Regions from separate parts of the Homo sapiens genome. Here regions 2 and 3 are each linked to region 1. Evidence: read pairs that join two places in POLR2A ChIA-PET (ENCODE). Cell type or tissue: MCF 10A. All regions are shown on one strand.

What was found. ChIA-PET counts read pairs that join two places held together with the same protein. Peaks named below come from ENCODE experiments on the same cell type or tissue, not always from the same donor. Only the 100,000 strongest peaks of a DNase experiment are listed, where the experiment ranks them.
Region 2: POLR2A ChIA-PET joins it to region 1 with 10 read pairs; 3 of 35 experiments call an interaction of 5 or more read pairs at or near these places.
Region 3: POLR2A ChIA-PET joins it to region 1 with 25 read pairs; 6 of 35 experiments call an interaction of 5 or more read pairs at or near these places.

Annotation. Positions count from the first base shown.
Region 1 is chr5:148,977,862-148,980,361 of GRCh38, forward strand. No RefSeq gene overlaps it. Among named protein-coding and RNA genes, the nearest start is that of MIR584, 83 kb to the right of the region's middle. RefSeq lists an enhancer at 881-1,400. In MCF 10A, no CTCF peak of the experiment used is centred here; DNase peaks (open chromatin) are centred at 740 and 1,320.
Region 2 is chr5:149,129,320-149,131,819 of GRCh38, forward strand. No RefSeq gene overlaps it. Among named protein-coding and RNA genes, the nearest start is that of ABLIM3, 11 kb to the right of the region's middle. In MCF 10A, a CTCF peak has its summit at 1,242 (motif pointing right); a DNase peak (open chromatin) is centred at 1,272.
Region 3 is chr5:148,829,065-148,831,564 of GRCh38, forward strand. No RefSeq gene overlaps it. Among named protein-coding and RNA genes, the nearest start is that of ADRB2, 3.7 kb to the left of the region's middle. In MCF 10A, no CTCF peak of the experiment used is centred here; a DNase peak (open chromatin) is centred at 1,357.

The sequences.
Region 1 (2,500 bases):
TTAACATGATTCGAAGGTGACGTATATGCACTTTAAAGTTTTGAGAAGCTCAGATGTAAGGTTATTAGCCCCCACTATAAACTCTTGAGCTAGCATCCGACTCATTACTGCCTTCTCAATTTGGTTAGTGAGAATCTATCACTCTGTACCTTGATTGCTTCTAGGACAGTTTAACGTGAACACAAATCAGTGGGGGCTGTTGATAACTGCAGATTCTCATCCAGGGGGTCTGAGGTGAGGCCCCAGAGTCTGTGCTTCTCACATGTTCCCAGCTGATGCCACAGAAGACTTTGAACTACACTCTCAATAATGAGGGGTGAGAGGAACCTGGCAAATCAAATATCTGCATCTGCAAAGTGGAAACCAGGCTTTGTGCTTGAATGACATTCATCAAGGAAAGGCACCTCCACCAGGGCATACACGTCTAGAGGGAAGGGAGCATCTCCAGTCTTCCTTGCATTCTCAGCACTTAGCTGAAAGAATGGGCATTACTCCCCTGCTTAACAGTGTCCAGTGGCTTCCTATACACACAAAACCCCACACTGCTCACCAGAGCTCACAAAGCCTGACCCAACCTTGCCCCACTGGCCTCCCTGACCCCTTCATACCTCTCCTCCTCCACTGAAGTCCCACCACACCAGACTTTTTTCTGTTTCTCAAACACACCAAGCTTTTTCCTGCCTCAGGGTCTTGGCACCTGCTCTCCCCTCGACCTGGAATGCCCTCCCTCCAGCTCTTTCCATAGCTGATTCATACCTCAGCTCAAATTTCACCTCCTCAGCGAGGCCGTCCCTGACTGACCTGCCTAACCTGGTGTACCCACACCCCACCCCAAAACTCTCAAACATGAGATTTTTTTTTCTTGCTTAGCCCTTATCAGCCTGAAAATGTTTCATTTGTTTATTTACTTATTGGTAGTTGCTTTTTCTCTCTGATTCTTATGAAAGCAGAGACTTTGTCCACAACTTCTGGTGCACAGTAGGTGCTCAATAAATAGCTGTGGAGTGAACGGATGAATGGACTAACACATCTCCAGGAACTCATAATTTGCTCCTGTCGCTACAACAAAGGAGGGGAAGATGGGCTATGGGAGGCCAGAAGAGGAGCGAGCATTCCTCCTGGATGAGGAGGAGGCAGGGACGGGGAGGAGGGGCCATAATCAGGGCCAGCTCCCTGAAAGAAGTGGTTTTAAACTTCACCTGGAAGGGTGGAAAGGATTTTGACAGGCAATGGTAGGTGGAAACAGCCACTCCAGGCAGAGAGAACAGTTTGTACAGAGGCTCAGAAGCTGGCAAGGGCGGAGGGCTTAGGGAACAGTGCATACAACTGACGGGTGGAGGCTGAGAATTTGCCCCGTTCCTGCCCAACCCATGGCTCCAGGCAGAGACAGCCCTCCCTGCAGGAGTGACAGAGTCTGGCAGGAGTCCTGCAGCTGAGCAGCTGAGGTCAGAGCCTCTCCTCACCAAGCCTCGGCCACACCCATAACCTAGATGACAGATGAGGCATTAGGAGGGGACAAGTGGGTCTGGGGATCGGGACCCACCTCCATCCTACTCCCCACCTCACTCTAGCAGGCAGCTCCGAGGCCCATCTGGCTTCTGCCCTCTTGTCTCTATGGTTCCTTCAGTCCAAGGGTGAGCAAACTTTCTGTAAAAGGCCAGCTGGTAAATATTTTGGGACTGTGGGTCAGATAGTCTCTGTTGCAACTACTCAGCTCTGCTGCTGTGGCATGAAGCCTGCCACAGACAAGACATAAGCAAATGGTGGTTCCAACAAGACTTTATTTACTAAGACAGCTGGGAGGCCTATGTTTTGATTTATGGATCTCCTGCCACTTTTGAGACCCCAAATGCCCTGTGCCGTCTGCCTTCTGGCCTAATCCCACCTCTACAGTCTACAGCCTCCTCTCATTGCCCCCTTGGTTCTTCCCACCCAGGCACCTGGATCTCTAAGGGCTTCTGCAAACACGTGGTTCTCTCTCTCTGTCTCTGTCTCTCTGTCTCCCTCTCCCTCTCTCTCTCTTTCTCTCTCTCCCCTTCTCTATCTCTTTCTCACCTGTGCTCCTTCACACCTGGCTTCCTGCTCCCTGTGGAGTTCCTTTTCTGTCTCCAGTTGTGCCTTTGAAACCCTGACTTGTCCTCACTTACCAGTCACATCACTCTCTCAAGGGAACTTTTCAGATGCTCCAGATGCCAGGCCCTCTCAGGTGCCCACATATTCTCTCTTTACAGAGCTTGGCACATTGCAATTATTTCATAAACCACTTGTGATCATTTGTTTCAGGTCCATGCTTATTTCTAAGTCCAAATGGGAAGAAACCACATTCATCAGCCTTTTCTATTCCATTCCCAGAGCCAAGGACAGGGAGCATGGCACATAAAATGTCCTCAATAAACATTTGTTGACTGTTCCTTAGGTCATGGCCCATAAGACTCGTTCATTCATTCGCCACTGTTGCTCATGCACCTACTATGGACCAGCCATTGTGCTGCACAGGGAA
Region 2 (2,500 bases), 150 kb after region 1:
CAACAGAGATAAAATCTCAGTTCCAGCCAAGAAGTGTACACAGAAATACCTCCAAGCAAAACCAGATCTGCCTGTCCTCAGAGATAATCAGAAGGATTCCTTTCAGTTGCCTCAGACCAAGAGCAGCCTGGCTACATTTTTTGCCTCTTGCTTCTCAACTGGCTGGCATTTTCATAGACTTACATTTTAAAAGGCTGTTTACTTAGGAACAAAAAATGAAGTTACATACTCAATTAATTTTAACTTTATGATATTTGGCTTCATTGTCTAATAATCTATTTTTTCTTTTTTTTCTTTTTTTTTTTTTGAGATGGAGTCTCATTCTGTCACCCAGGCTGGCGCGCAGTGACGTGATCTCGGCTCACTCCAACCTCCACCTACCAGGTTCAAGGAAGCAACTCTCCTGTCTCAGCCTCCCAAGTAGCTGGGACTACCGGTGCACGCCACCACACCCGGCTAATTTTTGTATTTTTAGTAGAGAGGGGGTTTCATCATATTAGTCAGGCTGGTCTAGAATTCCTGACCTCAGGTGATCCACCAGCCTCAACCTCCCAAAGTGCTGGGATTACAGGCATGAGCCACCACGCCCAGCCTAATAATCTATTTTAATAATTAAAAAATAGTGTCTCTCTCGTTCTTTTTCCTGTGTGTTTTTATTGATAAATTTCAATGCTTTGAGCAAATAAAACATTTCCCCATTCGATTGCTTCCCGATTTCTTATATGATGTAGCTTTGAGTCCCTGTACTATTTTGGTCTTGCTCCTCTGAAGACCTTGGCTAAGTCCCACTTAGCCAAGTGGTATCCCCAGATCTGCATCCAGAAGTCCAGGTATGTGGTGTTTAATACACAACTGGAAGGTACTGGTCCCTTACTTGTTTCACTCCCTATCCTATTTTAGGCCACATCCACATCAGCCAGCAAGTCAGGAAATGATCATAGGACCACACTTTGAAAACACACATGGGCCAGTGAAACCGAGTGCATTTGCAAATCACTGGGACACATTAACACAACACAGATTCTCAGACCTTGCTCAACCAGTGAATCAGAATCCCTGAAGGTAGGATCACTGGAAATTTTATTCATATGTCCTAGGTGATTCTGATTAGCTGAAATATTGGCAAACACTACCTCAAAGCTCCCTTTCACAAGGATGAGGGATAAGGCATAGAATTTAGGGGTCCTCAATGCCGGAGTTTCCTTTCTTAATCCTCTGAAGCTTCTTTAAACTTTCACTGCCAAGCCAGCAGAGGGTAGCATCTGCAGGGCATTTGGACTACAGAGAACATAATCTGCAGTAACCTTTTTGATTCCTCACGTCTATGATGATAACAAATAACCTGTAATCGTACAGAAAGTCCCTGTCCGAAGTCATGGATTCATTGCATCCTTACACCATGTCTGCAAAGTAGGTGTTGGTCCACCTTCGTGTACGGGAGGAATGTGTTGTCTGAGAGCAGTCAAGTGACATCTCTAAAGCCTTATTTATAATAATTGGCAGTGATAGGGTTTCTCACACATTCCAGGAGGGGAATGAACAGAGGAAGAATTACACATAGTAGCTTCATATTTTAAAACTTACGAGATAACACACACACACACACACACACACACACACACACACACACCACAGCACAACCTTTACTCCCATACCTCACTTCCACCTTCGGCAACCCTGCCTAATAAGAAAGTCCAGGATGCTTCCAACCTACACAGAACCACATTCTTATAGAGGTTATGCAAACAAGTGAAGCAAACTTGTCATCCACACACTTACATGCACAGTCAGCAAAAGTGAGGGAACCGTTTAAATACCACAGGCTAGTTCTCAATTCTTGAAGTGCATGTTAACACCGTAGGCTACTACATTTCAAACCTCAAAGTACAAACAAGCTGCCTGAGAATCTTATTAAAATGCAGATTCTGATTCTGCAGGACTGGGGCAGGGCCTGAGTTTCTGCATTTTTTAGCGAGCTCCCATGTGACATAATGGCAGCTGGTCCATGGGCCATACTTTGAGTTCTAAGTCCAGAGCCTATGTCACCATCTAGCCTCTGCTATTTCTCTCCCTGGATGCAGGCATGAGATGAGAACAGTGGAATACTGACCTTTCCATTTCTTGCCTTTTATTAAGTGAGTATCTCTCCCCATGGGGGGTAATTCTAGAGTTTAAAGACACATATTGTTCATCTATGGCCCCTAAACCATACCTGTTGTTTAATCTCATACCTGAAGAGTGATCGCTCCATAGCTCCAGATTTCTAAGTCATTCCAAGAATTGTCTTAATTAAATGAGATTTTGAGTTCCCACTCATCATATATCACACATCACATATGATGTGTGTCTCACATATGCAACACTATCATTGCCTTAGAGCATGAAGAGGGTATTTTTTTTGTTTGTTTGTTTGTTTGAGACAGAATCTTGCACTGTTGCCCAGGCTGGAGTGCAGTGGAATGATCTCGGCTCACTGCAAGCTCCGCCTCCTGGGTTCACG
Region 3 (2,500 bases), 150 kb before region 1:
TAAGGAAGATGTTCTTATGAGGAAGCTACTCAGACATGGCCCCGTAATTCTGAGGGAAAATTCAAAAGGCATTGGTCATGGGGAGAAAAGCTGGAGAACACATAACTGATGGATACCTCATGAACTAGAAACAGAATTTTAACCCCTTTTCCTTCTTTCCTTTGGTCCCTGTTTTCTTCTCCCACTGACTCTCCTCGATTCAGTGTAAACCAAGGTTCTGAGTCTTAGCACTGTTAGCATTTTGGACCAGATAACTCTTTGTTATGGGGGCTGCATCATTGTATGTGTAGCACCTCTGGCCTCTGTTCATTAGATGCCAATAGCACCCCCTGCTTATAACAAGCAAAAATGTTTCCAGACATTGCAAAAGAGCCCCTGAGGTGCGAATTAGCCCCTGGTTGAGAGTCACTGGTAGAAACTGTAAAAATCTCAGCAGATACATACATTCTTTCTAATGCAAGCGCTTGATTGTGCAGAGCCTTAGAGAGGGATTTTCACAGTTCACCTAGGCAGTAACAGACCCTCACCAGCACTCTTTCCATTCCATCATGCTGCCTTCTAAACTTGTTTTCTAGCTGCCCAAATAGTGATCATGAAATGTTAAGAAGGCTTTAAGTCTGTACATGAATTGTTTGAGAGGGTTTATCAATGGAGGTGAGGCCTGTGGGCCATGACTCCTGTTTGTGAAGAGATTATAATACTGTCAAGAGGCACGTTAGGGGAAATCACAAAAGTAAACACATTTCTTCTCCCAGCCCCTTTCTATTTTTGCCTGTGTGTCTGAGCCAGAGCTTGGCCCAGGTTTGATGAAGTGGATCGTCCTCCTTGGCAACGCCAGGCTAGAGCAGATCAGCCTGCAGGGTTCATTGCCATTCCACTGGCTCATGAAGCTGACTCCACTCCCCTCTTCCTTTCTGTTGCAGCCAAGGTCCCCAACCAGAAAAGCATTGGCCTTCTCTGCTTCCTGTCAACTCAATGATGGGATGTTTGGGTGAGCACCGAGCTATCAGGAGAAGGTTAGGCGCCTGTGATTTTGGAACATGCCATGGCAAATTGGAGAATGTGTGTCATTCAGTGCTTTTACTTTTTTCCAAGGGTTTTCATACCTATTGAAAACCCTTATTACACATTATCACCTTCTCTTTCTACTGCTATTATCACATTCTCTTTCTACTGCTCTGGTCTCCACACTCAGAGATTTGGGCAGCTTCTTTGGCTAATATTCATGCTCCCTGTAGCCTCATAAGATCTCAGACATGGAAGAGCCCATAGAAAGTATTTAACATCTGATGAGACTGAAACGCTGTGAGGTGAAGGGCTTGCCCAAGGTAAGCAGCCAAGGATGTCAGAGTGGGACTCAAGCCAGGGAACCCAACTGCTATTCCAGGAACTGCTGCATTCTCTCCACCACATTAGCATTGCGTTCTTTCCTCACCCTCAACTGGGGCTATAACATAACACATTCATTTCAGCCAATATATTTTTCTTTTGTCCTTAACACAAAATTTAGAGCATAAACAAATAATCTGCAATAGAGACAAAAGAAATAATTGTTCATTTAACTCAACAAGCATCCACTAGGATATCTTCTGCATTTAGGGAAGCTGGGAGATTCCTTAGCTCTTTATAACCAGATGTCGGTGTTGTATATATACTCTTTTGCCTAAAGGAATGTCTAATGTAATTTCTGTTAAAATTCAGGTATTAATGTTAATTCAGATTCCCAGCTAAAAGGAGAGTTTAACCATATTCACGTTCCTTTAGGAATACTGTAGACACAAGAACCTTGATTAGTTTTAAGGGTCCTGATAAGCAAGAGCATTCTAGGCATATCTTAATCCTTTGCTTTCTACCTCTTTGGTGTGTTGCTTTGTTTCTTTTGAGGGGTTGGCTTTTGTCAGTGTCCCTTCGTCTCTCTGTTTGCTGACATGCTGGCCACCTAAGGTTTGTGTTGTATTCCTCATCGTGAGTTTTTTTTTTGCCTGGACAGCAAGTTCTCAGAGTCTGTCAAATAAGAAGAACTTTTTTCTAAGATGCAAGCTGAGAGGTGTGAACAGTGGCAGGACAGGGTGAGCCTCCCCACTGCAATAATTAATGGGATAAGGAATCTGGAGAAAGGGGAGCTTGAGAATAGGAACTGTCTTTACATGATTCTTAGAATGTTTCTTATGGTGAACCTATTGCCAAATGGAGCCTAAACCAGAATCAGTCAGAAAGTATTTATGGAGCACCTACTGTATGCAGCATGAGAAAAGTATAGGTTTCCATTTCTGCCTTTTGGATCATGATATTAAGGATACTAAGCAGATACCTTTTATGGAATCTTACTAAAAGTTAGTGACTATGTTAGACACCTGTTAGGCGTTATGTCCTCACAACTGTATGATGTAGGTAGCATAATTGTCCTCATCTAACAAATGAGGGAGCTGAGGCTCAGAAAGCTTCAGTAACTTTCCAAAGCCATACAACCAACTAGTTGCAGAGTCAGGACGAGAACCCA